Linked DNA regions of Mus musculus: regions 1, 2, 3, 4, 5 and 6 are each linked to region 7. Evidence: chromatin loops called from intact Hi-C (ENCODE). Cell type or tissue: left cerebral cortex. All regions are shown on one strand. Links, peaks and the distances in the headings refer to the core of each region. The heading gives the core; the rest is flanking DNA. Region 1 overlaps Ncoa2 (nuclear receptor coactivator 2). Region 2 has its middle 78 kb from the start of Gm39595. Region 3 overlaps Tram1 (translocating chain-associating membrane protein 1). Region 4 overlaps Ncoa2 (nuclear receptor coactivator 2). Region 5 overlaps Ncoa2 (nuclear receptor coactivator 2). Region 6 holds the start of Lactb2 (lactamase, beta 2). Region 7 holds the start of Ncoa2 (nuclear receptor coactivator 2).

Evidence for each region. Hi-C counts contacts between places; a loop is a spot of excess contacts. Peaks named below come from ENCODE experiments on the same cell type or tissue, not always from the same donor. Only the 100,000 strongest peaks of a DNase experiment are listed, where the experiment ranks them.
Region 1: a loop joins it to region 7, with 2.1 times the contacts of the local background. A loop is called at or near these places in 5 of 42 quality-filtered maps.
Region 2: it touches region 7 in a loop (2.0-fold over the local background); 9 of 42 quality-filtered maps call a loop at or near these places.
Region 3: a loop joins it to region 7, with 2.4 times the contacts of the local background. A loop is called at or near these places in 12 of 42 quality-filtered maps.
Region 4: it touches region 7 in a loop (2.1-fold over the local background); 4 of 42 quality-filtered maps call a loop at or near these places.
Region 5: a loop joins it to region 7, with 2.7 times the contacts of the local background. A loop is called at or near these places in 2 of 42 quality-filtered maps.
Region 6: a loop joins it to region 7, with 4 times the contacts of the local background. A loop is called at or near these places in 7 of 42 quality-filtered maps.

What each region holds. Positions count from the first base shown.
Region 1 is chr1:13,293,185-13,297,497 of GRCm38, forward strand. The region is part of intron 1 of Ncoa2 (nuclear receptor coactivator 2); the gene reads right to left. Among named protein-coding and RNA genes, the nearest start is that of Gm23169, 39 kb to the right of the region's middle. In left cerebral cortex, for the core only: no CTCF peak of the experiment used is centred there; DNase peaks (open chromatin) are centred at 277 and 2,595; H3K4me3 peaks cover 263 bases.
Region 2 is chr1:13,498,064-13,502,376 of GRCm38, forward strand. No RefSeq gene overlaps it. Among named protein-coding and RNA genes, the nearest start is that of Gm39595, 78 kb to the left of the region's middle. In left cerebral cortex, for the core only: a CTCF peak has its summit at 2,614 (motif pointing left); a DNase peak (open chromatin) is centred at 2,606.
Region 3 is chr1:13,571,959-13,576,271 of GRCm38, forward strand. Tram1 (translocating chain-associating membrane protein 1) reads right to left here. Exons shown (of 11, transcript NM_028173.5): 7 at 46-116. Among named protein-coding and RNA genes, the nearest start is that of Tram1, 16 kb to the right of the region's middle. In left cerebral cortex, for the core only: no CTCF peak of the experiment used is centred there; DNase peaks (open chromatin) are centred at 2,109, 2,259 and 3,013.
Region 4 is chr1:13,311,054-13,315,366 of GRCm38, forward strand. The region is part of intron 1 of Ncoa2 (nuclear receptor coactivator 2); the gene reads right to left. Among named protein-coding and RNA genes, the nearest start is that of Gm23169, 21 kb to the right of the region's middle. In left cerebral cortex, for the core only: no CTCF peak of the experiment used is centred there; DNase peaks (open chromatin) are centred at 1,707, 2,490, 3,650 and 3,854; H3K27ac peaks cover 355 bases.
Region 5 is chr1:13,253,397-13,257,709 of GRCm38, forward strand. All of the region lies in intron 2 of Ncoa2 (nuclear receptor coactivator 2), which reads right to left. Among named protein-coding and RNA genes, the nearest start is that of Gm23169, 79 kb to the right of the region's middle. In left cerebral cortex, for the core only: no CTCF peak of the experiment used is centred there; DNase peaks (open chromatin) are centred at 2,280 and 3,183; H3K27ac peaks cover 264 bases.
Region 6 is chr1:13,658,151-13,662,463 of GRCm38, forward strand. Lactb2 (lactamase, beta 2) reads right to left here and starts at 2,359. Exons shown (of 7, transcript NM_145381.2): 1 at 2,179-2,359. The coding sequence starts at 2,300. In left cerebral cortex, for the core only: a CTCF peak has its summit at 1,811 (motif pointing left); DNase peaks (open chromatin) are centred at 1,835, 2,025 and 2,426; H3K4me3 peaks cover 1,692 bases; H3K27ac peaks cover 1,032 bases.
Region 7 is chr1:13,371,292-13,375,604 of GRCm38, forward strand. It overlaps Ncoa2 (nuclear receptor coactivator 2), which reads right to left and starts at 2,792. Exons shown (of 23, transcript NM_008678.3): 1 at 2,647-2,792. In left cerebral cortex, for the core only: CTCF peaks have their summits at 1,768 and 3,274; DNase peaks (open chromatin) are centred at 1,266, 1,819, 2,122 and 2,821; H3K4me3 peaks cover 3,582 bases; H3K27ac peaks cover 2,477 bases.

The DNA.
Region 1 (4,313 bases), core at 110-4,109, 78 kb before region 7:
ACCCACCTGTACAAGCAGATAAAACGGTACTGTACTATTCACACATAAAGAAACAAGACCTACTGATTGCTGAGAACAAATACCAATGGCTCTGCTGTAACTTTTACATGAATTATTTTAATTACTTCTCACAAATAGGTTAGTGCCAGTAAACGGTGTTCACGTTAAATCAGAAGAACGAAAGCCCTCCCTGCTTCCCTGGCTCTCCCCTACTTCCTTCTCCACTCAGAAAGCGCAGCTGAGCACCACAAAGATGCTTTGCCACGTGCAGCCTAACCCAGCCGCCAGCAGCTGCCTAGCAAGGAGCTGCACCTTATCACCCGAACAAGACTGCCCAATTGCTTATGCCAACAAAAGCAAGGAAACTAGAAGATATAACATCACATTACAACAGAGGTGAAGGAACACGGAGAAGGCTCTGACAAAGAATTTATCAGACACAGGATATGGTATTTAAAAAGAAAGTGAAACCATTCTGAAACTTGAAGTAGAAAGCAAGCACTGGAAAATAACCTAGCATCATTCTCTTCTTCCTTCAAACCAGAGGTTGCTGGGATGCAAACTGCGCATAAATGTCCCATATATCCTGGCTAGATGTTAGTTCCCTCCCATACCTTACATGAGAATGCAAAGTGACCCACAGGTAAATCTGCTAAGTCCTAAGGTGGTGGTTCTCAACCTGTGGGTCATGACCATTCGAAAACACATTATTTCTGACAGTTTTAGGGACCCCCAACCATAAATTTGTTTTTATTGCTGCTTCTTATCTGTAATTTTGCAAATGAGCAGTCTCTCATATCTTAACAGTTCCTAAGGCCGTTGGAAATATGTGTCTGCTAATGGTTGTGACTTACAGGTTGAGAACTGTTGTCACCTGGAACAACCAACAGTCACTTCAGTCTCAGCCTTGCATTTGCCCTTACTAAATATTGATGCTTGATATCAAGCTCTGGGGGACAAAGGTCTCTATAAGGTTAAGTACAGAAAGCAAGTAAGATTGGAAATCCGGCACATGCATGCACTAATGCGGTGCCTGGGAAGAGGGTGGAAATGATGTAAGTACACCGCACATGTGTGACACTCTCAAGAAAAAAAAAGTGCACACTGAAAAAGTGCAACAGAGCCATCTGCGAAGAGCCCATTTCAATCCCTGTGGACCTGGATTTAGTGGCCTGGCCTTATATCATAGGTTCCACTGACAATCAAGGGCGAGAGTGACACAAAGAACTCTGTTGCTTTTCATAGAAGCTACTATAAGCTAAAATGTCCCCATTATTCACAAAAAATAGACATGACTATAAAATGGGGGTTTTAAAACATCATTCATGTACGGTTGTTTTTCAAAAACTTTACTGACACACCAAATTTAGGCCAAAGTGGTACCTTCATGCTGTGCCCTAAAGCATAATAAAGAACAGAGATGCTACAGTTTAAACAAGTGTGGGGCGGGGGTGGGGGCAGGGGCGGGGGGGGGGGAACGATACCTTCTACAATGCTAGATTTTATTGAGTAAAGGTTTGTCTTTTCTTGTTAGGTGTGACCCACACTTTTGTGTTGTTAACTGATCTCCCTGAGCTCTAGGGACCATCTGTAAAGGCACATGAGATGACAGTACCAGGGCACCACACCACTGGTCTATCAAGCAAAGGCACCCACTTCACAAATGCCGGGACCTCTTTGGGAGACTCTAGCTCTCCAGGGCAAATTCACAATGAGCAAACATCCTCTGTGCTCAACACCCTCCAATCCACCAAGAACAACAAGTACTATGGGCAGGCAGCCACAAACCACAGAAGGAAGACAGCAAACTATCTTTAAGCCCTACAGATTGAAGTATGTATTCACCTGAATAAGTGGCAGTTATGGTAATGTCACTCGCAAGGTCAAGTGTTACAGAAGAACATGATCCCTGAATGGAACCATTGGAGACTATAGATGGCAAGGACCTTGGCCACTTCTTCCCTGGATACAAGAGGCTAAATGCCCTCCCATGAAACTGGGCAGCTTTGGCAAAGAGCAGGAACTGGTGAACCTCACACATTCACTTGAGAGCCCTGTGTCAGTGTCCTGAGTTATCTATGGTTCCCGGTGGCACTCTGTTGAGGTTATGGAAGGCAGTAAGTCACGGAGGCCATGTCCAAAACTATGGGAACAGCCAAGCCAGGCCCAGCTGTTCGATGTGGTCTACTCTGTCCAAGTTCCTAACAGAGACACAACCGAGTAACAACCAGCAAACTGTATATATAGTAATTCAGTAAGGGTTTTAAAGTTAAAAACAAAGCAAAACAAAACAAAACAAAACAAATGAACAAACAAAAAACCCCACATTTCTCAAGATCAGAGAGGAGCCAGCCAGAATGGCATCAAGCACAAAAAGGCCCACAGTGACTAGTGACCACTTATCTGTCCTTTATTTCCAAAGGCAGGCTCTGGGAATCTGTGGGTGTTTATCACTTTGCACGAGACTGTATCCACACATACCCTACAACTCACTTCCCACACGTCTAATGTCTTAGTAGCACAGTGACTGTGTACTGCCTGCTGCTTCTGCTTCTGCTTCTGCCAATGGCTGTCTGGGGCTACAACTCACTGCTCTGCCCAGATCATAGAAGAACCACACCTCATAGCAGCAGCCTGGAGAAGATCCCAGCGCTAAGTCTAAAGTGAGCTTGCTGTTCAGTGCCTAATGGCACTTTCACACTGCCATAACACCTAAAACTCAAGGGCAACAACTACTTCAAGTCTTGGACCCTATACAATAACTAAAACTTTTTCAGTGCTGCAGTTGAAGAGATGGCTCAGCAATTTCAGAGCACATACTGTTTTCATACCTGAGTTCAATTCGCAGCTCCGACACCAGGGTGCTTACAGCCACTTGTAAGTTCAACCTCAGAATCCTATATCCCTCTGACGTCTGCAGGCATAGGATGCCGCCCCCACCCCACCCCCCCCACACACACACACAATTTCAGAACACCTGGCTTTAAAAATTTTAAATTTGGGGCTGGAGGGATGGCTCAACTGTTAAAGGCTAGGTTCACAACCAAAAGATTATAAGAAACTTAAATTTGAAGAATGCTTCATGATGTCTTCCTGTATATTTTAATTTTTCCTCCCTCACAAAAATAGCTAGCCATGAGGAGCATAATTAAGAAATCAACCAAATTTGTCCAAGTCGTAAAACCTAGAGCAGTCTCAGTGTCACCCGAGTCTGAGTGCCTCCACGAGAAGGAGGTGAAGGCAGCACCGGCATCCACAGAAGGTCTGCAGGTTACCCAGGCCATAGTTAGCTCTCCTGGATGGTATAATGTTTGGGTTCTCGTTTCAGACGGGAAATTCAAGGCACGCGTAACTAATCCCCTTCACGTTTTCGTCACTGAGTATGGCCGAGAGACACGTCTAAGATGCATTCTAGACCAGCTATAGGACTGCCCTGCTTTACTGCAGCTGTGACTCCAGGACATGGGGTGGGAAACAGGCGAGCAGTGAGCTGCTGCTTTTTCGGGGATTTATGTCTGTCTAGGTGTGTGTGCAGTTTAAACACACTATGCCAGTGGCTAAAATAATTCTAACTGCTTCTTTTATTAAAGAAGCACAATGTAACCTTTCATAATACTATTCTCTAGGTCCTAAAATTAGTCAAACTTCTTCTATTTGTAGCTTTCTCTCTTCAAATGTCATATGATACCAAAGGGAACACAAATAAGAGTCAATATTCAACAAAGTATTTTTAAACCTAAGAAAACTGCTTGATCCCATGTTGTGAAAGAACAAAACAGTCATCAGGTAAGCACGGTGTCCAAGATCGCTGGCTGTGGAGCTCTACACTTGTCTCTTTTCTTTCTTTTCCTAATCGTCCCTCTAAATCCCCTGCAAAGAGACAGCCTCTTGCCAGCCAAGTCACTCAGGCTGGTTTGCCTTCCTCTTATCATTTCGCTTAAAGCACAACACTTGCTACTATGTCAACTTCCTTTTTAAAATAAGAAAAAATTCACAATGCTAACTATTAGCTCATCAATACTTTGTTCAAAAATACTGAAAAAGTCAAAACAATAGCCTTCAAGTATGAAAAGTAACACGTGGACCTGCTGAGATGGCTCAGCCATTATAATATGGGAGGCACCAGGCCTTACTACCTGAGTTTGATCCCTGGGACCCAAATAGAGGAAGGAGAAAAACTACTCTCTGTAGCAGCCCTGACTTCCACATAAGTGCCATGGCTCCAGTGTGCACATGGGGACACACACACACACACACACACACACACACACACGCATGTGCACACACACTAAGACTTAGTAAACTATCACCCC
Region 2 (4,313 bases), core at 116-4,115, 130 kb after region 7:
TGTTGACCTTTTGCTCTGGAAGGCCTGGGAGACCCTAGTGGCCTGCAGGTGAGATAAGATACGATAATAGGCTGTGAGGTATCAACAGCTGCCTTCTGGACTCTGTAAAGTCTGCTATTGCTATGGGAAAGAGATGGAATGGTCTCTTTATTACCATATAGAAGGAAAGTTAAAGAACTGAGGGAAGTAAACTGATTTTCCTGCCCAGTGTGCATTCCATCAACAGCTATAACACACAGCTGGTCCCATCTAAAGTGCCACTTTAATGCCCCCTTGTGCACTGCATGCTGTATGGCTCCTTCTGCTAGCAATAGGAATAAAACCATGCAATCTGAATTTGAATTGAACATAAATAAGTCTTTGGTTTTGAGTTCAAATCTACTGTGTGACTATACTGACTCATCACTTCTGATGGACAGTTGTGGATCCCCCTGCTTTCTGGTTGTCACGATGACCATTTGTTTATACACACACACACACACACACACACACACACAGAGCTTTCTTGTGTACATACATAGACTAATACTGCTTGAGCATGTAGCAATTTTGTACATTTTGAGGAATGCCACATGGTTTTTCAACATGGCTGCTAGAGTTTATATTTGTGTGAGCTGTGTGTAAAGGTTCCAGTTTTCACATTATGGTATTCACCTGTTGCTGTCACAGACCAAAGAGTGAGTGTAAGTGTTCATAGAAAAGAAGGTGCTAGTCCCAGTGTAACAGGGAAGAATGGTTTGTGTCTGTTAAGGTGTTTTGCAAAGGTTAATATCACAGAAGGCTTTTCTGCTAAATCCAGGGCTTTGGAAATCAACAGTCAGGTCTGAAAATGTCTGGAAGCTGGGAGACCTGAGTTCAAATGCATTTCCCCCTTTCCTTCCCTCCCTCCCTCCCTCTCTCCCTCCCTCCTTCCTTTCTTTCCTCCCATCCTTTCCTTCCTCCCTTCCTTTCCTTCCTCCCTTCCTTTCCTTCCTCCCTTCCTTTCCTTCCTCCCTTCCTTTCCTCCCCTCTCCCTCCCTCCCTCCTTCCTTTCTTTCCTCCCTCTCTCCCTCCCTCCCTTTCCTTCCTCCCTTCCTTTCCTTCCTCCCTTCCTTTCCTCCCCTCTCCCTCCCTCCCTTCCTCCCTCCCTCCTTCCTTTCTTTCCTCCCTCTCTCCCTCCCTCCCTTTCCTTCCTCCCTTCCTTTCCTTTCCTCCCCTCTCCCTCCCTCCCTCCCTTCCTCCCTCCCTCCTTCCTTTCTTTCCTCCCTCTCTCCCTCCCTCCCTTCCTTTCCTTCCTCCCTTCCTTTCCTCCCCTCTTCCTCCCTCCCTTTCCTTCCTCCCTTCCTTTCCTCCCCTCTCCCTCCCTCCATCCCTCCCTCCCTCCTTCCTTTCTTTCCTCCCTCTCTCCCTCCTTCCCTCCCTCCCTCCCTCCCTCCCTCCCCCCTCCCTCCCTCCTTCCTTCCTCTGTGCAGCCCCAACTGTCCTGGGACTTACTCTCAGACCAGTCTGGTCTCCAGATCCGCCTGACTTTGCCTCCCAAGAGATTAAAGTTATTCGCTCCCATATCCAGGATGGTGCTTTCTTGGAATATTGTTACCAATTTCCTCTAACAGACATTTTCAAACCTGACTGTTGATTTCCCAGGATTTAGCAAGAAAAACCTTCTGTGATTAACCTTTGCAAAATACCTCAACAGACACAAACTATTCTTTCCCGTTCGTTGGGACTAGCTTCTTACTCTGGTCATACTCAGACATGTAACTGTCAAACATGGAATCCATTCTGAACATCATTTTCCTGTGAGTCCTTTCTCCAACGTCAGAATAAGTTAAAAGAATTTTTGCGTGCAGAACTCATCATGAATGACTTCTCTGTGTCACCATATTTGTGAGGAAAATTTGTCTTTAAAAGTTTCCCTCAGTGCTGGGAGGGAGAAGTTCTGTACGCCTCTTTGACATTCCACATCAAAGAGTAATGATCGTCACAGTGGGGAGTATAAGCAGCGGGGCAGGGCTCTGTGCTAATAGTTTTCTACAAACTGTTTTCCCTTCTAATACCTGAAATAATGATTTAAATGTTTTAAGAGTGATGTATAATGTTTTGTTAAGAAACTATATTACCACAATATACATAGCATGTAAAATAGATGATACTACTATTCATTATATGTGGTTATGTTTCTTCATAAAGTTATAAAGTGTATATGAGGAAATGAGAATTATATGTAACATGCTCAAAACCTGTCTGTATTGCCGAATTTGAGAGTGTGCTATGTAGGAGAGAGTTAGGTTTTCACAAAGCACGCACTGCACTAACACAGCTAATAATAATAGACATCTGTTTCCTAAATCTCATCAATATAAAACTTTCTTAGTGTGGGAAGAGTTGAGAAGGAAAGTCTTTACAGAAATTATTATGGTTTTATTTATCTTTTGGGGGGTATGCATGCTGTGGCACTTGTGTGGAGGCTGGAGGACAAGCTGTGGGACTCAGTTTACTCCTTCCATCTTAACGGGTCACAGGAATCAAACTCGGGGTGCCAGGCTTGACAGCAAGCACTTTTACCCACTGTGCCATCTCACCAGCCCCTGGGAAGGCCATGCCTTAGGGCGCAGCTTCAGCACTGCCCTCTGCTGGCTTTCTGTGCTGCTTTGTTTCATCAGCAAAGCTGATCTTGCTGCGTTTCATCAACATGAGCCAGGGAACACTGATCTTCCTCCACTTTCTCAGCATGTCAAAGAAAACCAGCTACCTTCATTTGCTTGCTGTGTACCCAGGTCGACACCAGGTGCTTATCTGCTTTGGTGACATAATCCAGCCAAAGACTAAGGACCACTTAGATTAGGCGGGACTGGGTTCAATTGTGAGTAGCCGAAACTTAAAGCAATAATTATTAAACTAGAGAGGATTTTTCTTATGTGTGTGAGCCTCTGGAGGAAAGCAGAGAACTGTTTTCAACCTATGCCACAACACCCTTTCTGTCTTGTTGCTGAAGGGCAATAAGCAAGAAAGAGAAAGAAAAATTGCTGGAGCATCAGGCATGCTGATTAAGATCTGTAGTCCGCAGTACTCAGAAAGCTGAGGCAGGAGGACGGCTTGAGTATACCAGTTTGGGGCCAGGCTGTGTAACAGAGCAAGATCCTGTCTCTTTAAATAAAAATTAATAAATAAAATTGAAAATGTATTTGCTTTGTTAGAAAGCTTTCTATGGCATGCTTTTTTTCTTTAATCTCATTGGTCACATAAGTGTGCATAAGAAGAGGGCTATGTAACCAGCTAAAGGCTTTAGGACCTAAAACCTTGGAGCGAGGACAGCAACACATATTTGGAGTAACTAGATTTCTTCCATGCTACTTAACAATAGCCCTGTTTCCTAAGTTCTAACCTGAGCCCTACAAGTTTTAAAGTCCCCCAACATTGCTTGGTTGATAAATGAGAGTATTTAAGACAACATCTGTCTGTCTGACAGGAGCAAGCAGGGTAGGAGTACTCATAATTTCTTTTAGAGACTGAATATGTTGCCTTGATCATCATCTCAGCCAGCTACTACAATGAAATGTACACTGACCAACACACTACATGCATTTTGTTTAGCTCACCAGACCATTTGTGTGAATCTGCATGGGATCATGGCTGAATTTTGCTTGGAGATTGTCAAGGTGCTGGCTGGCCTTATGGATAATGTGACATTGCTCTGCCTGGCCCCTCATTTTCCTCAGGCTGCCCTTGAACCTGAACAGCTCTTGTGATATAGCAGAGGTCCAGGAAAAAGGTCCATATCACAAGAGGCTTTTTGTTGTTGTGTTTAAAGAAGGGTCTTATTATGTAGTCCAAGCTGGCTTCAAATCTATGATTTCCCTGCCTCTGCTTCTTGTGACTTGGGCTTATAGATGTGTACTTACATACCTGTTTTTATATATATATATATATATATATAATCTTGCTGAGGTTCACAGTTACTTGTACATCATTGTGCTGGTTGAAGTAAGATGGGTCGATTCCATGACAGGCTTCAAATTGGCAGTTCAGGAGACTAGGCATAAGAACTGGGCAAGTCCAGGCAAGCCCAGGCAGCTTCAGGCAACTAGTCAGAAATTACCCTGTCATCAGAAGCGGCCCTGAAGCAAGGGCAATGGGTCAGCAACCCAGACCTCCCCAGCAACAGCCGTAGCTGGTAATGGTTCCGGAATGTCCCTAGAGATGGAGCAAGATAAAAGTCACATACCCTAGAATTCCCCTAAGGTGTTTTAAATCTGGCCTGCAAGCTCTCTTGGTTGTCTTCATCTTGGAATAAGAGCCCCAGCATGCTGAACTTCTGCAAAATAAAGCGCTCC
Region 3 (4,313 bases), core at 255-4,254, 200 kb after region 7:
GAGCATGCTACCTGCTAGTCAGACCCGAGCCAGGTATCAACTCACTTCAGAAGATAGGCTCCAGCAATATGAAAGAGATAAAGGCCAATGTAGACGAGCTGACGAGGGATATCTTCCTGCAAATACAAGGACACATCGTAGGTGAGCAACACGGCCAGCACTCTCACTTTTAATGCCACAAGCCACATGCGTTTCTTACATCCAGGTGACTTGGCATCTTGGCCCTCCCTTTCTGGTAGTCACCTGACCGAGACAGTAATGAGAGAAAGTGCCATCGCCGAAATCTACACTCTCAAGCACTTAATTCCCCAATATGCTAACGAAGCATCAGCAGGCCTTCATACAAGACAAGTTAGCTCAACTCTGCATCAAAAGCCTAAAAACAGCACCAAGGGGGGAAAAAAAAAGCAGCGAGGAGGCATATGAGAACCCAGGGAACCCCCAGCCGGAGAGCATGTGGCCCAGGTAAGAATAAGGCCAATTAGAAACAGCCCATCTGGGAAATGACTGCTTCAGGGCACTGCACCAGGGCCAGCTCCCTAGGGCTCCCCAGTCACCTTGGGAGTACCTCAACGAGGAGGCTGACAACCACTCTTGTCTGGCCCCTGGTCTCTGCTGTGGGGAAAAGGAAGGAACCAAGAAAGCTGGGTAGAACTGGCTTTCTGAGAAGGGGCTCACAGAAGCAGCTTGCTGGTTACTCACGAGTAGGCCACCTGCCTGAAGACGGCTCATCACAGCTGTGGAAACTGCAGAGTAGTCTGACACAGCTGGGAGAAGCAGTGTGCTGTGTTCTCAGCACATTCTCTCCTGTTGCTCTATGGTTTTGTTAGGAGTATTACCTTTCTCTACCAGAAGCCACAGTGAGATTTTGCTTACGATTAACACACAAAATACTTATAACAATGAGTCATTTAATAAGTGTTTCAGAGAAAGTTCTGTGGTGTGATTCTGGGTGTGTGCTTCCATGCCTGGCTATTATATTCTCAATACTTATAATAGCTTATACAAGAAGGAATTCGTGGACTGGCATAAAATGTGGATATTTTCATTTTTGTGGAAAATCTAACTGGTATGTTTAAATTATGAATTCCAAAACTTCTACTTCTTCTTCCAGGATATTTTTATTAAAGAGCTCTTGTAAATTCTATTTTCATAAGAAAACACTTCTTGACAACACAAGCTTTATTACAAATGATGACATGTGAGCCTATGAAACGTAAAGATTCCCCTATAGTCCAACTCAAACTGAGTTTAAAAAGCTCTCATAGCACAGGGATAATATACATTGATTACTCTGAGTGATAATAAATGTCTGTGAAAGGCACACAAGGCTTAAGAAACTTGCGTCACTGCCACCTTAAAATCCTTACCCAGGTCTAAGGATAGACTCAGAAAGCCTTAGGAAATCAGAAGGGAGCCTGTAGTGGGGAGCAGCCGAGACTAGAGAGGGGTGACCAGCTGCCAACAAGCAGGGCTGGGAAAAAATTTCTTTTCTTTCTTTTTTTTTTGGTTTTTTTGAGACAGGGTTTCTCTGTGTATAGCCCTGACTATCCTGGAACTCACTTTGTAGACCGGGCTGGCCTCGGGCTGGCCTCGAACTCAGAAATTCACCTGCCTCTGCCTCCCGCTGGGTGCTGGGATTAAAGGTGTGCCCCACCACATGGCGCACAAATGGGAAAACATTTCTGAGCACTTGACATAACAATCAATTCTATTATCTGTAATCAAAGCTAATTTGATGACCAGCAACAAAACATTTGACCATTTCTAGAGTTTCTTAAAACTGCCAAGTTCAAACTAGCTAAGGAAGGACTCCTCTCTGAGATGGAGCTTCATGTTATTTTGCCCAAACCACCCTCCCACCTCAGCCTCTTCAGTACTGGCACTGTGGTTACTCACGGCAAGGCCTGACTACCAAGTGGCAGTTCCAATCTTCTCCTGGGCTACAAGGAGATGTGCTGACACTGAAGGTCCATGACTTAAACATTCCCATTCAGGACACTAAACACTGCCTCCACCGCAGCTCAGCTCTTCCCCCGTCCTCACTCCTCTGCCAGTCAGACTGCTGCCAAACAGTCACTGCGCTAAGTTTCTTGCAGTAAAGATTTCTCCCCAAAATACATTTCATAGAGTAAATTTTAAGAACCGATTTAACACATATGCAGCTGTTACTTTCAAATTATGCTAATTACTTGAAACAGTTACTTTCAACTGTCACGTGTAAGTGTTAAAAATAGTTTCGGTTAAGTTCTAAGTTATGCAAATTATCCCATAAAAATGAGAGCACACTTGTGGAGACATGCCATCTGGCAGGAACTGATAAGAGCGAGCTTTAGGAGATAAATGAACAACTGCTTTGAAAAGTCCCGTTACACTCGCCAGGGTCAGTGCACAAGGGATAGACTTGGATTAGTAATGAAACCCAAAGGTATTGTGCCCATGGGTATGCAAATTCCTAAAGAAAGCTTACAGTAGCTGAGCCACGTCCAGGAGCCGAGCATCAAGAAACTATGATTCTCTCAAGACTGTTGTCCAACAAGTACACCAATGTTCCCTAAATCTCTGTCCAATCCATAGACGGTGGCACACAGGTAATCCTATCCTATCCACAAATGGTGGCACACATTTAATCCTATCCTATCCACAAATGAGGGCACACACACCTATCACTTCCCCTCAGTCAGGAAAGACCGAGGAAGGAAGATCAGGAGCTACAAGCCAGACTGGGGCTACACAGAAAAACCATCTTTAAAGATGTGTGTGTGTGTGTGTATCTTCTATATAAAAGAGTAGTTGTTAATGTCACAGGGTAAGGGGCACAGAACATGGCCAGTGTCACTACGAAGTAAGACTGTGTTGGTACTTAACGTCTTTACCAGTGGCCGGCAGCTCCTATTTTGCACAGCACAGCCCGAGACCCAGGTTCCACACAAGGAGCTCACCAGACAGGGAAGAGCTGCAGGAAACTGTGGGTCTAATCAATTTTCAGACATTCCAAAACCGAGTGCCCTCACCTTACCTTATCTGATCAACTGCAAAAGCGTTCCTCTCTCTGGCATGCGCCAGAGTACGTGGCTTCTCCCTCGGAGCTGTTTGCTAAGCCTGGCAGAACAGAGGGCAAAGGGCCTATCTGCACTACAGGCTTGTAAAGACTATCTGTGCACTTTGGGAGGGAAGAGAGAAATCTGTCTGTCAGTAAATGGATGTCATAATGCCACTTAGGAAAACTTCTCGAAGACCAAACCTTCTACCCGTGGCAAACGTGGATAAGCAAGCATACAACCAACAAAAAGTAAAATGAACCCGTGTGCAGCTGTAACTTCCGCTCAGTTGTTAATCAATGACAGAAACTGTCTCGTCTGGACCCCAAGCCGTTTATCCTTCCCTGACATTACTTTCAAGTACATCCTAAATTATTATTAAACTATTATTAAACTAGAGCTACACAAAAATAAAGATATTTGATTAATTTATTGCGGGGTGGGGGAGGTAATCCTGAGAGAAGAAGTTAAGCGTGAAGTATAAGGCAAAGTGTACAGAACGGAGAGGGGAGATTACAGAGGGGAGTGCGCCCTCCCCCCATCTTCCCCCCATCCACCCCCACCCCCTCCCCCCACGCCCCTCCCCCCCACCCCCGCAGGCAGGCAGGCAGGCGCTCGCAGCTGGGCAGCTTCTGAGGAGCCAGGGGAAGGAACAGTAGCAGTTACAGTAGCTGTCGGCAGGGCAGGCCAGATTCTTAAGGGGGCACGGAGCGCCCCAGTAGTTTATGTACTTCTCCGGGCACAGGCCTCTCCCACAGGCTAAAAGATGCCTGCTCCACCCACCCACCTCAGGAAGGGTAAAATCTTAACTGCCATCTACTTTTTTGTCAACACAGATTTCTTCTTTTAGACTTATATATTGAACTGCTAGTTGAAACCCAACTAGTTACTGGTGAAATAAATTGCTAGAAGAAAACCAGTAAGAGGAAACTAACACCATTCTTAAAGATCTTGGTTAAGTTTTAATTTAAATTACCACTAATTTAAAAACGAGCAATCAGCATGCTAAAACAGAATCAGAAGTGCTTTTTTTTTTTTTTTTTTTAAAGAAATAGTTGAGAGTTTTAGGTTTCGAAGGGGGAGGGGGGTTGAGAACACAGAAATAGAGCTCAGACCAAGGGCACATGCACACTCAGACCGTTTGTTTGCTTTTGCTTTCTTTCTTTCTTTTTTTTATGTTTTCAAGACAGGGTTTCTGTGTAGCTCTGGCTGTACTGGAACTCACCCTGTAGACCAGGCTGGCCTCAAAGGCAGAGATCCACCTGCCTCTGT
Region 4 (4,313 bases), core at 167-4,166, 60 kb before region 7:
CTGCCTCCAACTCCTGCCCCCATCTTCTCCATTATTCCAGAAACTCAAGATACACACTGCCTTGATTACAGCAGCATAAAAGTGACTAATAACCTGGATTACACTGACTATATAGTTCAATAAACTAAGTAATTTAGGAGGAGTCACATCCTCTAACAACATATATAGTAATCTTCACAGTAAGTTCTTCCCTAACAGGTAGGCCCCAAATATTCATACAAACATTAATAATTCAGCCCACATCAATGAAGGCACTATAAGCCAAAGATGGATGGAGCTCACAGATTTAATGGTATGAAAAAAGCTGGACACAAAAACAGTGTCGCCCTGATTCTATTTTTATGAAGCTAAAAGCCTGATTTAAAAAATGTCATCCTTGGGGGGCAGAGACACAAATCTATAGAGAAGAATGTCGAGGTGGTGGTTGTCTTTGGGAGGGAGAAGAGGGAATTTTGAGCATTAGCAATGCCCCGAGTGTACATGGGCAGCACTGTCCACTTACTCCAGTAACTATGGGAATAGTCATCTGCATGGCATCCATCGTCACTCAGTGACTTTCGGACTTGAGCAGGATAATGCAGTAGCTACACCTGACTCTCTTCCTCTGCATGTCAAGGATGGCACTTGTGAAACAGCGCTGACAGTAAGACTGTAAAGCACACAGTGTGTATGTGTTCTTTCCTAGGATGTTATTGCACCACACAAGGAGTGTGGAGACGGGACATCTGAATGCCGGCAGTAAGAAGCAACAGCTGACAACTATGAGCAAAAATCAGGAACAGAAACACAGGCTTTGGACAAGTCTGATGTCTCAGAGCAAAATGCTCAACACAGCAACAAAAGCCATAGGTGTGTTTCCTCACGTCACAAGAAAAAAAAAATCACCTTGTGTAATCTTAAAAGGCTTGAACACAACACATTTAGGAACAAACCTCACCTTTGAAGTGCTTTTAAGAGCGACTCTCACTCAGAAGAGGGGGTTCTCTCCAGTTACTCAGAAGACAGCTGTGCAGAACAGACAAAAGGCTAGCAGCTGCTGTGGCAAACACCCGTGAATGCCACTACTCCAGAGACTGAGGCAGGAGGATCACAAGCTCCAGGCCAGTCTGGGCTACATGATGAGAAAATAATACAGTAGTTTTTCTCTATCTCTACTCTTAATTAGTGACTCTGTTTGAAAGGTTCTCTGACGTAAGGACCCTCAGCACAGAAAAGAAGTTTTAAGATAAACAGGGGTTTACAGGGGTGCCCACACTGGAAAGCTTTTAGCTACAGAAGGCAAAGTCTGGGTTCACAATTTCAACTATGTGTTCTCTACAAATGCTGTTTATGAATCTTTAGATAATAGTTCAAACTAAAACTACTGAGATCTCTTAAGAGAACAACAACAACAACAACAACAACAAAAACCACAAAACGTCTAACATGACTGAGCAATAATAAGCCTTTAGAAGGTCAGAAGCCCCTGAGACGACAGAGAAGCACAACAAAGGACCAGGACAGGACTTTTTAGTCTCCATCTTAACACCCACTTTTATGTCTCTGGGTCCTGATAGAATACAAATCTTACAAAAACAAAGTCCGAGTCATTTGCAAACCTGGTTAGTCAACTCCAGCTCAGACATTATGCAAGGCAGTCTCCTTTTTACACGTGTCTACGGCTTACACAGCGAGAGCAGCCGAGGTGACAGAGCCGTCGCCATTGTGGCACTTTGTGCCAACCATTCAGAGCTATACTTAAAGGCCCTGAGCTGCCCACTGTCTGAAGAACCACAGTAGACTCAGCCTTGGCCACGTGCCCCTGAAGCCCCAGCTCAGCATTACCTGGGCTGTCTGGCTTCTGCTTCCGGTTCAGTCTTTCCGAGGAATCCCTCTCCTACTGGCCCTGAGCTTCCAGGCCTGTGCATGACTTAAACTTTACTTTTAAATGCAATACTCTCATTATTGAGTAAAGTGGCAACCAAATATTGTGAACAAAATAAAAGCCTTGTGATGGACTGGAGTCCTGGCCAAGGTGTTGAGATTCTCACAGACAGGGTTAACCATGGTTTAAACAGCAAGCCATGTCTTTCAAGACACACAACAGACTACAAGCCCCTCATGGGCAACTCTCCTTTAGTCTTTGTTTTTTGTTTTTGTTGTTTTTGATACTTTATTCTTTTTAATGACAGGGAGTTTGGGTGGAATGAGCACATGAATGAGGGTGCCCATGAAGTCCAAGAGAGGGCATCAAATTTCCTGAACTGGAGTGACAACAGGCACTTATGAGACCCCTGCCATGGTGCTAGGATCCAAACGTGGTCCTCGAGGAGAGCAGTGAGGGCTCTAACCACTGAGGCATTGCTCTAGCTCCATTCTTTTATGAAAAAGGAATGTCTCCTGATCTCCTATAAGACTTCAGAGAGCTCATCTTAGGAAAAGCAGGGGCTCAGCAAGGACCTGTAAACCCACAGCTTTTCCCAAACAGAAGCTGCCACCCACAAGAACTACAATTACAGAGGCTGGGGAGAAGCCAACACAATTGCTTAGAGCAAAAGCAGGGCAGAGTGCTCGTGATTCAAAACGTTTCAATGTCTAGGAAGTTAAGGGTCCAAGTTTTCAGCAAGACAACTACACTATGATTTCAGGGCATCCGTGCCAAGTTCTGTCCACTGTGAATTCAAATGGCTACAGTACAAGCAGGTTTCAAACTATGCTTAATAACTAAAAGAAAACCAACATTTGACTAGTCAGGACATTACATTACAGGATGCATGTATTTCTAAGTCTGTGTACAATAACGGTCTTAAGGAAACTTCTTCCCAAGCAACTCCTAACTCCATGAAGGTGGGTCTTCCTCTGTGGACGTTGACAAAGTCTGCCAAAACCCCTGTGACTATCTGAGACACAAATTCTGTAGCTGGTGAGGTGAACATTGTGTAAGTGAATGAGTGCACAAGGCATGTCACTATTTAAGCATATTTACCATATAATATGTATATCAAATTAAAGTTTCCCCTAGAAATAGCTCAAAGTGGCTGCACCCTTACTGTCTTCATTGATGGCTCAGAGCCTATTTAATCTTGAAAGCTCAAACTCCAGGAGTTCACAGTTCAGCAGCCACATGCTTCTTCAACCGTGGAGGGAGCTGTTTCGTACACCTGAGGCCTCACACAGTGGAGGTGAAAAACACATTCTTTTTACGACAAAGAACAGTGCCTGTGCCTTAATCATTAGCCTAAGTCGTCAGAGTACTTGTGTGGGCTACATGCCTCACTTCACAAAGACTCAGCTCAATAGCTGCTCTAAAACCCTCGGCTGGCCCAGAGCAGAGACCCAACCCTGTTTCCACTTCACCCTACCCCCAACTCACCCGGAGCTAGCAGCATCATTTCACAAAGTGATGGCTGGACAATGCTTTTTACAGGTGCTTACATGCCATATTTAAAGGACTTTATATTTGCAGAAAGAATTAACTTAAATCAGAACTCAACCAAGTCCATAATAACCTGAAATTCTCACACATCTACTGATGTGCTTGGAGGGGTGCTGGGACATGGAGACAGCACACAGCAGCTTCAGTCTCAGCCTCAGCTGCAGGCGCTTTCCACTCTGACGCTCCAGAATGGAGCACTGAGCAATGCTGGCCGTGGGCCTTTTCCTCTCTAACACCTACCGCTGCCCGGCTCAGCATCACTGTATCGACCTGCTGTATTTCAGCCTCCTCCAGAAACTGCTGGGCAACTACAGATGACAGTTTACAAAAAAAGCTTACATACTCTAACCTTCCGAGTGTGTAGTGCACACCCGTGTGCAGAGGCATGGAAGCTGGAAAGGCCTGGCATCTCTGTGGTCTTGTAACAGAGCCAGGACATGCTGGTGATCACCATCCAGAGCTTGCCACCTCTGTCTCCTCACCACAGAGCCCCATCATGCTCTAGCAGAGATGTTCCAGCATAAGGGAGGCTGTGGCAGCTTGCCTGAAGGTATAGAGGGACATGGATGGGTGGGTCACAGCCCTGGGAAGTGCTCTGTACAAGCAGCACACATGCTAACTGTCCCTGTCCCCCCTTGCACCCTATCTATGTCAGCTCAGTGTTCTCACTTCTCATGTGTGAGTCCTGACCTGTCCAGTGGCTTCCTATCTACACAATCTGCACTATCCACTGCTAGCCATCAAATATGAACGTAGTCCCCATCATGCCAATCCTGCCTGGAAAGATGGTTCAACTATTAAAAGTCAGGTTCACAGCCAACCGTCGTGTCTGATGCACTGACAACTTTTGGTGGCTCTTGATGGTAAGGCTGGTGTTGTTGTTGTTGTTGTTGTTGTT
Region 5 (4,313 bases), core at 90-4,089, 120 kb before region 7:
GCCAGCTGAATAGATTAACATGGGAAAATAGATTCATTCAAAGACACAAAACAAGACTTTGCATGTCAGGGCTGTGCTGCCCCAGGGAATCCTTCTGCTGTACGCTTAAGTCTCACCACTCCCTTCCACAGAGGACTCAGCTGCTAGGTCATTCCCAGAACCTGTCTGTGGTTTCTCACTTCCCTCTAGGTTGCTAGCATTCCAGGTGGTCTCTGTGATCAAATGGAGCTGGAGTGGGGGGGGGGGTCCTCCAGGATACTACAGTCTGGGTAGCTTGCTGCAGGGATGCAGGTTGCCACAGGGATGCAGGGTGAACGTGCAGACAGCAGTAGCTGCCTTTTCTTACTGCTTTAGCCACTCCTCCCATAAGCCACCAGCGCTCCTTGTCCTTGGTAGGATTAAGGCATGAGTTCTGTTTGAAAAGTGGTTTGCTAGTAAAGCCAGCCTTTCCCAGTCAGGGAAGGTACCAGATTGGACTGTTCCAGGCTACCTGTCCACTCAGCATTATTCCTCTCTGGAATCTTTATGCTCCACATTCCCAACACTTCCTAGAGAGCAGCTGGCAGGACAAGGAGACTGGGTGTGGAGTCAGACTGCAGACTGCCATTGCTGAGGAGGACACTGGCCAGCCCAGAGGCCAGATGGAGTCTTTCCTCTGTTGTACCTGGAAGACCCGGCCACAGCAACACCCATCATGCTGAACCACCAAAGAGCATTATTGTGGTTGAATTACATTTCCCCCTTTGGACATGGCCAATCTCATTAGAAAAGCGCCTCCTTCTTTACAGATTAACTTGTCCCTCATAATGGTTACATTAGGTTACAACTAGCGGGAGTGAGGGGTGGGAGTGGGGCACACAGGGTGCTAACAGTGCACAATGTGTTGCTCTATTGTTCTCATAGGACCACGTGAAGTGGATAGCAACACTCCTCCCAGTTTACAGAGAAGTGAAGTCATTACCAAGCCTCACTGCGTAGGTTCAAATCCAGAACTGCTCTTATACGCTGCACAGAGATCTCGGTGGCTTGCACTCCTGCCTGGCATGGAAGAGGAAAGCAGCCAGGCCCTGTGCATATGGTGGCTGGTACTTCCTCTGAAACCAAAGTGAGCTCAGGCATCCCCTAGAATTCTAGAGATGACAAAACTAAACCTCAGTGAGTGAGGCCTATTCAACACTTCACAGCCAGTGAGACTGGAGTGAGCACAGGCTCTGCCACTGTCCTTCTTCAATCCTCTCAACAGCCAAGACAACATGACTGCTCTCTTCTATGCTGCAGCGGGGGAAAACGGGGCTTTGAAGATGTTGGAAGTTCAGTTAGGATCAGGCTAGCAAGAACAGAAGTTAAACACACACCAAGCGAACCCCAAACTCGGGTCTTCCTTATAAAGGTTGACTGGACTCTACAGATTATGTTTGGAGGGCACTGAGTGACAAAGGACAGATGTGCAGATACCATCATTTCCATGTATTGATCAATCAAGACTTGCTGCATGTGTGCACTGCAGAGGATTTGCACACAGTGAAGTCTTGGCCCTCTGACATGACCATCTAGAGATAGTAAGATGCTTGAACACAAGCTTCAACACCAGCAGAAAAGGCAGCTGAGTGTGTGTGTGTGTGAGAGAGAGTGTGTGTGTGTGTCTGTGTGTGAGAGAGTGTGTGTGTGAGAGAGAGTGTGTGTGTGTGTCTGTGTGTGAGAGAGAGAGTGTGTGTGTGTGAGAGTGTGTGTGTGTGTCTGAGAGTGTGTGTGTGTGTGAGAGAGTGTGTGTGTGTGAGAGAGAGAGTGTGTGTGTGTGTGTGAGAGAGAGAGTATGTGTGTGTGTGAGAGAGAGTGTGTGTGTGTGTGTGTGTGTGTGTGAGAGAGAGAGAGAGAGAGAATGTGTGTGTGTGTGTGTGTGTGCATGCACGCCTTCTCCCGTCCAGACCAGCAGCATGGTTCTAGCCACAGCACACCCATCTCACCCAGCCAATTTATTCTACTGGCTCCTGGAGAACCACAGAGTGAGCAGGGCTCCAAGTCACGCCAAGCCAGCTCGGTCAGAACTGTAGCCTGTCTTCAGGCTCTCTCCTCCCTCACCTTTGCCTCTGTGACCCTGAGCCTCACAATTCTTCCTGCTCTAAAGCCACTCCTTGAAATCAGCACGCAGATGGCTGACGTTTCAGTGATAGTGTCTAGGCAAATGAGGCCCCTACATTTGTAGCTTCGGGTATCACCGTAAGTTCCAGTGCCCACTTCCAGCCTCTCACCCACATTTCTCTCCCTCACTGGAAGTGTCCAAAATAGATCTCCTTACATGTCTATGGAACCTTCTGGTGCCTGCTGCTCCCCACTCTATCAACTGACAATTTCTTACAAACCCTTTCCTCCTTCAACTGTGAAGCCTACCCACTTCCAGAACTTTGGATCTGTTTAAGACTGTTGCTCCTCGGATGTCCCAGATTTCCTTCTCTTCAATGCTTCTCACAAAGCCACCTCCCACAGCAGCAGGGTCTTCTCGCTGAACGCAGTGCTATCTTCAGTCTTCCCCCTCCTGGGCCTCTGTGTGGACCAGCACGTCCAGTGCTGTTACTTTGGTTTAACTTGTAGTTGTCTCATATCCTTCAAGTGTAACCGAGGACAGAAATGGCCAGAGGATACAGTGCTAATTTCCCTGCAGTTCACCACACACTGCAGGAGCGCAAGTGCTTTTTCTCACTGTCAAAGCAAACAGGGGCTGCACTGAGGAAGCTGTGCACTCTTCGTTTTCCAGCCAGATCCATCAAACAGTCCCTGTGCTGTGTTGTCTGAGATCAGCCTGGTCTGGCCCACTAACTGTTCATGCTTTCTATCTGCTTCCACTATAATGACCTCTGTGAGAGCCAAAGTCTTAATTACTGTGCCTAAGAGTTCCATAAAATAACATTTCTCTAACTTGTAAGCCCCTTGCTCAAGGGCAGATACTTCCTCAAATGCTAGAGGCTATTGTTTAGGGAGGATAACAAGCCCCATGTTTTGACTTCCCTAAACAAGTCTGTTTGAGCCAATTGAAGTCAATGTGCTTGATCACATGTACGTAAGATGTATGCTTGCCCCTGATTGGATGGACGCAGGAGATACACAAGCAGGAAGTATGTCAGGATACATGCTTGCCCCCAGTTGGACCTGGTGGGAAAACACGGCCTTATGGGTTTTTAAGCCTCTGCAAAATGTGACTCATCAACATTTTCTAGGAACCCAGGAGTAGACCTTGCCAGGGGCCATCATCCTGGTCAGTATTTGTTTAAAGCTTGCTTCAAATTTGGTTCGACATTGTGGTAGTACTCCTACTCTCGCCTGGTGGGATTAAGAGCTTACCCCGCAGTCTTTCTAAGGCTTATCATCTCCATGCCCACCATCTGAGGAGTTCTCTCTAAATCACAGCCCTTTCCTCAGGCCTCAGCAGCCAAGGAGAAAAACTGTGGCTTTCTCTGTATCAGCCTGCTATTATCTACGGATGTATCTTACCCTCGGTAGACTGCAGACATGGCCGTGACCAGCACAGTGAGGGTGAGTCTGATGTCAGAGTCTCTTGTTTTTATTCGTCTTTGTATTCTGACAGCAACACAAGAGATATGACTCAAACCTGACAGCAGTCACAGCATTTTATTACAGAGTCTTCAAGTTTTCTTAAGGAATGATTACCTATTGTAAAAGAAATGAGAGAAAGGGGCTATCTGTAACCTCTTAAATGAAAAAAATAATTATATAGAGATTTTGTACATAAATTCTGCTATAGTTTAAATATACAAAACTAGGAATAGAATTTAGTCTTAGCTACTGACAACAAACTTCAGATTATGAGAAACACAGTGAAGCAATGACTGAGTAAGAGGCCATTACAGAGCTGGGCCCTTGCCCTGCTCACTGCAGTACAAACGTGCTTCAAAGCCTCACAGCTGAGAGGCCCCACACACAGAAAAACACACCAACGAGAAGAGAGGAGCCTGACCTGCTGTTACACACGAGTCAAAGACAGGGGGATGACAAGTAGACAGAAAACTCCTCCTCGGACGCCTCCCCTTAAACCCAATGTCTCAGTTACCATGAGGGGCTAGAACCTCACTCACCAAAGCAATCTATAAGAAAACCAAATGCCGGCCAGTATGCAGTAGCTTAGAAACCGCAGAGACATGGAAACTGCTCAGAAGGCCACAACAGGCAAGGTGATTTGGGTTCTTTGAGACATTTTACTGTGCAGCTATGCAGCTACTGTTGGAATCTCATAACCCTCTGCCTCAGCCCTCCCCCAGCTCTCACCAGTGCTGGGGCTGAGTATGTCTGCTCTCCGTATA
Region 6 (4,313 bases), core at 222-4,221, 290 kb after region 7:
AAGGGCATTTTAATGTCAGGGTAGGTCTACCAGGGTTTTAGTGAACTGTGATGTCTACAAATTGACCAGAACAAAGGACAAAGGACAGCTAAAGCTGTCAGTACTCCAAGAAGCAAACAAAAGCAAAAATTAAGAGAAAAAAAATGTAAGCAAATATTCAGTAAGGATTCACTATGCCACTTCTGCTGTCCAAGGCTTGGGGCTGGGAATATGAAAATAAACCTTGGCTCATCTTCCATTACAGTGGGATAACCAAGTAGAGAGAGACAGTGGATTTCATACATTACAGACCTTAAACTTAAAACCAAAAACCAAAAACTACAGTTGAGATAAACACCACAAAACCTACAGTGCATTACAATATTGTCTAAGAGGTCAGGGCTAACTTCCACAAGGAACTGACATTTTACGTGAGCTCTAAAGAGTGAGTGAAGTGGAAAAAATCGGAAGAGAACTTAAAGTCTGGAGGGCGAAATATGCCTCATCTGGGACACTAGGAAGGCTGCATGGCTGGGCCAGAGGGTGAACAAGATGGCTGCCTTTGGGAGAATGGGCTGAGGGATAAAAGCAGAGGCAGGTAACCCAGTTAGGAGGTTAGTGCAGACATCTATGCAAGAACTGAATGGGTTAATAGAAGTCAAAACCACATTGCCAAGATGGCTTGGATGTGTGCCAGGAGGAGAAAAATGTTAAGGAGTGTTTAAGCGTTTTGTTTGCTCAAATACAGTGATGGTTCTGTTTATAAGATCAACTCAGGAAGGCCTGTGCTTCACTTTAGTAGGGTTCAGTCTGAAGAGCACAGGTAATGGGGGAGAGTTAAGAAAACACACACACACACACATACACACTCACTTGCACACACACATACGCATGCATGACACACAACTGTAACTGAATAGCATGAAGTTAGGATTGCATTTAGAGAAGTACAAAACTCTGATAAAGATGGAGAATGAGAGACCAGCAGCTAGAGAGGATGTTGTGTCAGCAAGGAGGGATTGGCCAATGAGCCCCAAAGTTAGCAGAAACAGAAGTGTAAAAATGAGTTCAATGATATAGTGCCACCTATCATCTTAGACCTTTTTGTGATGCGGAGCAGTGGACACAAGTCTTGAACATCTGCTTTGGACCCAGTTAATATTTGTTTCTAATCACCCTTTAGTTTGAGTAGCATCATCTGCACGTTAATTATTTTACCATTACTTACTACCTAAAGAGCCTATAAAAATAAAACTATTACTTAAGTACAATATATGATTCCAGTGAACATTTGTGCTTAGCAACTGTTCATCTTAGTAACTTCTTCATCCAGTTTGCATAGAAACCAGCCATCTATTTTAACCCTCGAAGAAAAGCAGGCTGTGTTGAATGTCCTGGAACCATACAGCAAACTCCAGCAGGGCATTCTCCAGGGTTATTCAGACTATTTGCAATTTCCGGCTTAGGTGCTGACTTCAGAATGGGTTTAAAGTGGCACATCGAAGAGATTGTCCTGGGCTCAGACCATACTCTAGAGGTTAGGCACTCTGCTGCTAAAAGCATGCCGGAAGCCTAAAGGTCCCGTACTTTCCCCTGGCCTGATTCACTCTGGGCTAAACCTTTTATGTCTACTTTTAGAGTCCGATGCTTGTAAATATCCTTTACTCTAGAAGAGTTAATATAATAGAGACTTTAAACGCAAACAAGATATGCTTGTCATACACGATTAGTAGAAAAAGCAAGAGTTAGTTTCTCCTACCCACAGGCTGGGTTGCTCTGTCGGGTTTAGACTCCGGTTGAACTAGAAGCAAATTCTGCCCTCTACTGTAAGAGACTGGATTTAGTATAGTCAATTGCTTACAGTAAACTTTTAAGGGCCTAGTTATATGACCCAACCAAGCCTGAAAGTGGCTATGTAGCCTAGGATGGCCTCGTACTGGGGGCGACCTCCTGCCTCTGCGTTCCAAACACTGGATTTCAAGTGTGCACTAACACACAGGCTACGGTAAACTCACTCGGTCACCACCTGCGGGCAGCGAGACAGCAAGTAAACTGTGAGTCAGACTTGGGAAGCCTGTGCTTTTCTTACACCCTCTGTCCTCCGCAGAGCTCGGGGACGCGCTGGGGGCTAGCCTGGCCTCTCGCTGCCTCCCTGCCACGTGACTGCGTGAGCTGCGGGGGCTCGGGGGTGGCGTTTACCTGCTGCCGGTCCCCACCAGGTACGTGTTGGTGCCTTGCAGGGTCATGGGACCCGGGTTGCAGCCCAACACGCGCACCACCCGACTGGACAGCTGCTCGATGCGCTGCAGAGCGGCAGCCATCTCTCTATCTACCTCGGTGACCGCCGGCACCCGAATTCCAAGTCACTCAGCGTGCTGCGACCTCAGGCTCGGAGGGCAGGGCGGCGGTCTCGTGACGTCAGGCCCGGCGCGGATCACGTGGGACTTCGCTCAGTGGCCCGGAGCGGATTGGCGGCCACTATCTTACGACTTGCTGGCACGCCCGTCAGCCAAGTGACGGGGGTGGGGTGGAGGGATGAGTTCGCGGTGACTGTGGCATGAGGTGGCCTGACCCGCCCGCACTGGCCTCAGCCGGCTCCGTCGCTGAGCTTCTTGTGTCTCTGAGCCTTGTTTCCAAGTAGCTTTACATATCCATAAAGAAGAATGCAGTTACTTCATTGAAGTTAACCTCCAGAAGTGGGGGAGGGAAGGTCACAAGCTAGGCAGGTATGGGGAGTATTTACTGAGTCACCAACTTAGGAAGGAATGGCAGGCTGGTGATTTGAAGAATAGCTTACCTTTTACAATAAATGATGGCAACCAATGCTTACTTGTACCTGTGTGCGTCTAGCCAAGGGCCACCTCCGAACATTACTTTTTAATCCTCAACAACAGGAAAAAAAAAAAAAAGTAAAGAAAAGAAAGAAAGAAAATAAAAGCGACTGTGCATATCTGCAGAGGCCAGAAGACAATTTGACAATTTCAGGTGACTCAGGAACTGTGCATACCCTTCACCAGTGTTGACTTGCCACCCAGGCCAGACTGGCCAGCGGTTGACAGCCCCAGAGATTCCCATGTCTCCATCTCCCCAGTACAGGCATTATAAAAATGAGACACCATGCCCCACATTTTTACATAGGTTCTGGGGGATCAGCCTCTGCTTGTCGTGCTTATAAGGCAATCACTTTAATAACTGATCTATCGCCCCAAACCCCATTAGTTATCTACTCTTAAAATCCCACGTAGTTCTTAACTCTTTTTTTTTTTTTTTCGAGACAGGGTTTCTCTGTGTAGCCCTGGCTGTCCTGGAACTCACTTTGTAGACCAGGCTGGCCTTGAACTCAGAAATATGCCTGCCTCTGCCTCCCAAGTGCTGGGATTAAAGGCGTGCGCCACCACCACCCGGCAGTTCTTAACTCTTAACAGGCACAATTTCCCCCCATTTTATAAATGTAAATTGGAGTTTGGGAGAGCCAAGCTCTGCTTCCACTTGTTTTACATGAGCACATGGTGCTATCTGCGCAGAGTGGAGGGGCTTGTTTATCTCCTCTCTATCCTACCCTTGCCAAGGGAAATAGGTTGGTTTAGTGTCCAAGGTGAAAGTGATATAATTGCTCTGTCTTTTCCAATTTTCTCTGCCTTTCCCAATCAGCAAGTATTAAGCATTGCTTCCCACTTTAAAATTTTTAGTTATAAGTTACTTATAAGAAAATGCACAGATCCTAAGATATCCATCAAATTATGATGAATATATACCACAAAAGAGATGTAGAGTGTATTCACTACCTTAGCCTACTCCTTTTAGGAATATGGCTCCTCCAGCAAATGCTGAGGCACACAACCAAGACTGAATTCACTATGTAGAAGAAAAACCTGGGTGGACAGTCTGGGACAACCCAGTAAGGCTGTCTTTCTCTGTGAAGTATGCGACTGCATGCTTACTTGAGTGGAGTCTAGTGCATGGATATATGTTGGTCTGCGTCCGCTGGGCATGGCCTCTTGGAGAGTTTGACTGTGTCTACAGCTGGTGGGATGGGTGCAGTGCTGTAGGGAAGCACCAAGACACAGCTTCAGGGGTGGGAAACCACAGTCTGAGATGTGGGAAAGCTGGAACTGGTTCTGGGGTCCCTGGGCCTGCGATGAGGCCAGGGCTGTGGGTTTCTCAGACTTTTGGACATACATCCAGGCACAGCTGAGAATCAATCACAGAAGAGCCAAGAACAGATTTGGAGGCCCACAGAGTTGGGACCAGTGTCTAATCCAGGGGTGGGGGTGGGGGAGGAGAAAGGGGAGCTCTGGCTTGTCCCATGGGTGATTGTCCTCAGATTGGCAGAG
Region 7 (4,313 bases), core at 123-4,122:
GTGCCCATTAGATATTTTTTTAAATCCCAAAATTAAATTCATGGGTGACAGATTCCAAAAATGAATGGATTTTAAGTTTAACATTTCTCATCCTTTGAACTCCCAAAGATTCCAATTGGGAAAAGGAATGTGTTGCTGCCCTCCGGTTGGACTAACCTCACCAACAAAGAACAGAGCATGTACACACACAAAAAGCACTGCAGCAGCAGCGGCGGTCTTTTTAACAGACCGCAATTCCCGCTGAGCAACCAGGGATCCTCAAGGGAACCGCCCCCGCCCCCCTTTCCTAAAACTCAGGAGTCAAGAAAGTCAGTTCACTGGACCCAAACAACCAAAGATAGCTCTTGACCTCTTACACATCAGAGAAGTAGCCACATACTGTACAATTCATCCGTGTTTAAGGAAACTAAAAATAAATAAATAAATAAATAAATAAATAGATAAAATGTTTTACGAATCTTTTGTAAGGGAGTAATATGGAAAGCTATACTGCTATACTTTATTCCTTTTGTTTTCTGCCAACAAATATTCTTTAGCTGCTTTTGCTAAGTACCCACGCTTGGTATCTTAGTGGCGCTTTGGTTCAAAACTTCATTTTGTTTACCCAAGAACAAGACAAAAAAATATGCACAGCATAACCAGTAACTTTGTTAAAATGTCACACCCAGACCAAGCACGAAACTTTCAAGGAGACTTGGGAAATTGGTGTTGGTCTGATTAAACAAGATCCCAGTGAGGCCAATTCCAAACAAGAATGCTTTAGCACTCCTAAAAATCACCTCACAAGAGGCCACCCCGCGCCTTTACTCTCAGGGTGCCCTTTCAATTCACCATCGTCCGGGTGCTGGACAGAAGCCCAGTGAAACTAACGCAGACCTTCAAAGATCTCACCTGGTGCTGAGATCCAGAACGCGGTCACTATCAACATATGCCATTTTAAAACCGGGCCTCGCAGTTACTGCCACATCCTGAAGTGGCTTTAGACTTTGTCATGTCTAAAACAACGCCTCTCGCAGCACCAGAGAAAAGCAATATCTTCGCGCACCTATGCAGGTCTCCCCGGGTCACAGATTCTGTGAGTGACACTATTCCACAAACCCAGGTGCGGGTGACCAAGGGACGCGCCAGAGTGGAGGGCTCGCGGCGTCTCCAAGGCTCCCCCGCCCCGCCTGCAACTCAGCCCTAACTGGACGGAAGAAACCCCGCCTCCTTCCTGCCTCTGGCTCCCACCATTGGCTTACCGGTACCCGGCAGGTCAGTTCCTGCCTTCCATTGGCTCACTGCCCCATCAGTCAGGCACAGCCAGATTCGGGTCGGTGGGAGGGGAAGGAGTCGGAGGAGGTGGAGTGGGAGTGGGATTAGAGGACGAGGTGGCGGAGGAGGGTGCTCGAGCTCAGGCTCGGGTTTGGGAAAGTTTCCCCTGCCAGTGACAGGCCCTCTAGGCTTGAGGCCCAACGTCACTCCCGGAGAGTAAGGGGCTCGGGTCCCCGATTCCCGCCCCTCAGTCCGCAGGCCCCGGAAGCCACTTGGGGGAGGGGAAAGGGAGGGACCATGGAAGCAGGGACCGAGCCACCCCCGAGCGCGGCCGCGGCGCCTCCAGGACTCCCCCAGGGGCGGGGTGCGGGCACTCCAGCCCGCGGCGCCGACCCTGGACGCCTCCCCGGGAGCCTCCAGGGGCCCGGAGAGGAGGGTCCCCGGCCCAGGGCGTGACCGGGGCGCGAGGGCCGCCAGGACCCCTCCCGCTTCCCGCGGGGGGCCCCCGAGGGCCTGTCCCTGCAGGGGCCGCAGAAGGGGTACGGAAGAGGGGGCGCTGGCGAGCCAACCCGGAACCTCCTGGCCCGCAGCCCGCCTCCCGCCCCCGGCCGCGGCCCCAGCGCGCCTCCGGCACACATGCCCGCACCCAGAAAGTTAAGTCAGGGGCGAGCCCGGCGCGGCGCCGCCACCGCCGCCGCCGCCCGACCCCGGCTCCCCGCCCCCACCGCGGCCCGGCCTGCGCGGCCCGAGCGCTACCGCCCCGAAGCCACCCAAGCCCGAGGCCCCCCAGACGCCCGAGCCCCCGCCGCCGCCCCTGCCGGCCGCGTCACCTTCACACACCCCCGGCACTTCCCAGGTCCTGCCTCCCCTCGGCCGGCTCCCACCCGTGCAGCAGTGGCCGCACGCCTCCCGGGAAGAAAGCACCGGCCGCGACTGCGCCCGCCGGCCCGGGCTTCCCCCGCCTGCCCGGGCTGCGCCGCGCAGCCTCGAGGGGGCCGGAGCAGGGGCCCGCGGCACAACCGCCGCTTCCCAGCCTGGTGCTCACCTCTCGGCCGGCGCCGCGGGCTGCAGCCTCCACCCGCCTCGCGCTCCAGGGCTCGTCTCCCGAGCTCTCTCGCCCGGCGCCCGAGCGCCTCCTTTCTCTCCCGGGGACTCGGCGTCTTCCCGCCCTCCCCCCTCCCCCCGGGAGCCGAGTCCCCGGCTCGGCCGCGCCTCGAGGATGGGCGTCGCGGGCTCCGCACGCCTGGGCAGCGGTGCCCGCACACAACAACAGCCTGCCCGGCCGGCCGGCGCGCGGCTCCGCCGGGCTGCGCGCACCAAGGGCAGCGGCCCGGGTGGGAATGCGGCGCCCCCCGCCCGCCGCCCGTGAGCCCCCAGGGGAGGCGCGCTTACCAATGTGGCCGTCACGCCGTCAGGTGCGGGCTGCCGTCGGCGCTGACCTCCGCCGCCGCCGCGGGAGCCCAGGCTGCGGCCGCCATGTTCCCGTGTTAATAACTGCTGCCTGGTTGTTTATTTCAATGGAGATCCTCCCCCAGCTCCCTCCTCCTCCTCCCCCTCCTCCTCCGCGGCTCTGCACTTGCGGAGAGAGACACAGACCGCGCGAGCTCGCGAGCAGGGGAGGGGGCTCGGGCACGGGGCTGGCCCGCCCTCCGCCTCCCCGCCGCCTCCGAGCGAACGCTGTCACCGCTCAGGGGACCGGGCGGAAACTTGCGTCCCGCGCCCCCGAGCGTGGGCCCGGGAACACCGGGGCTACCCCACCCGCGGGGTCCTCAGCATCTCCCTGGCTGGCGAGACTTCAGAGCTCGGGGAGTTGGACAAGATGGGTGGCTGTGGTCTAGGGACCGTGACCTATGGGTGACTGGAAGTGAAGGGAGAGTCAACAGAGGACTCCATGCGAGGGCAAAGGGCAATGCCCAAAAGAAAGCTAAAAAGGGGGACTGGCCCGGGCCTGGGGGTGGAGGCCAAGGGACTGCCGCGCCTCCGACGGCAGGGACGCTGCGGCGAGAAGGTCGCGGAAAACCTAGTCCCAGAGGTGCCTCCCGCGCGCGCTCAGGCAGGGCCCGGTAGCCGGCAGCCTGCACCCCTCGGGCGCACCTCTGCACCCAGACGCTGTTCCGGGGCGCACTCCTTGGCCACCATGTCCCCTCGGTTTTTTCGTGGATACGCCTCCCCAATTGCTGTCCCTGAGGTCTCTGGAGGGGATAGAGGGGCGTGACCGCGGGAGGCGAACTTACCGGGGTACCACCCCGGGATTGCCTGACAAAGCAAAGGCTGCTCAGTATTTAGAAAGACCGAGGGGAGTGTTCTCCGCACGCAGTGAGACAACAAAAGTTTTGTTTTGTTTTTTAATTGGGGAATCCATTATCAAATCCTCAATGGAGTATTGGGATTAAGGAGACGTGGAGGAGTTTTCACGTTTAAATGTTGTTTGGTTTTTAACTGGAAAAGCAACTTCTTTTCCATTTAGATATAATTAGTTGAAAGAAATGAGCAACATTTGTTTGCTTAACGGAAGTTATCAAAATATGACAGGAACACGTTTCCTTATTTTAACTCTTATGAAAGGTCACTTGCCATAGACAATAAGTGTTTATTGAACTGTAACGACTTGGCACTGCATTAAGTGATTCACACACACTCCAAATTTTAATCCTCAAACCTTACGAAGTAATTGCTATTTTTATACCTCATAAAACATTGAAACCTAAAGAAGTAATTTTTGTAGAGTTACACAGTAAGCAAGGTGGGCAAGATTTGAGCCCAGGTCCATTAATTGCAAAACATGCTTTTTGATCGTATTTTTTTTTTAGCTCCAGTTTATTATGACAAAGAAAAAGAAAAGTATATGCCTACTTGGCTATAGCTAGAAAATATTTAGAAAGCTGTAACAAATGTTAACATTGGTGAGTGGAATCGGAAGGAGGTCTGCAATAGGCTACTTCACGTTTTTCAGGGAAGTGTCTGCTGTTTGGAATGATTGGTTTTGACCACCTGTTAGTAAATTTTAAGGATTTTTTTTTTAATTAGCTAGAATAAATTATGTTCCCCGAAGACTCAAA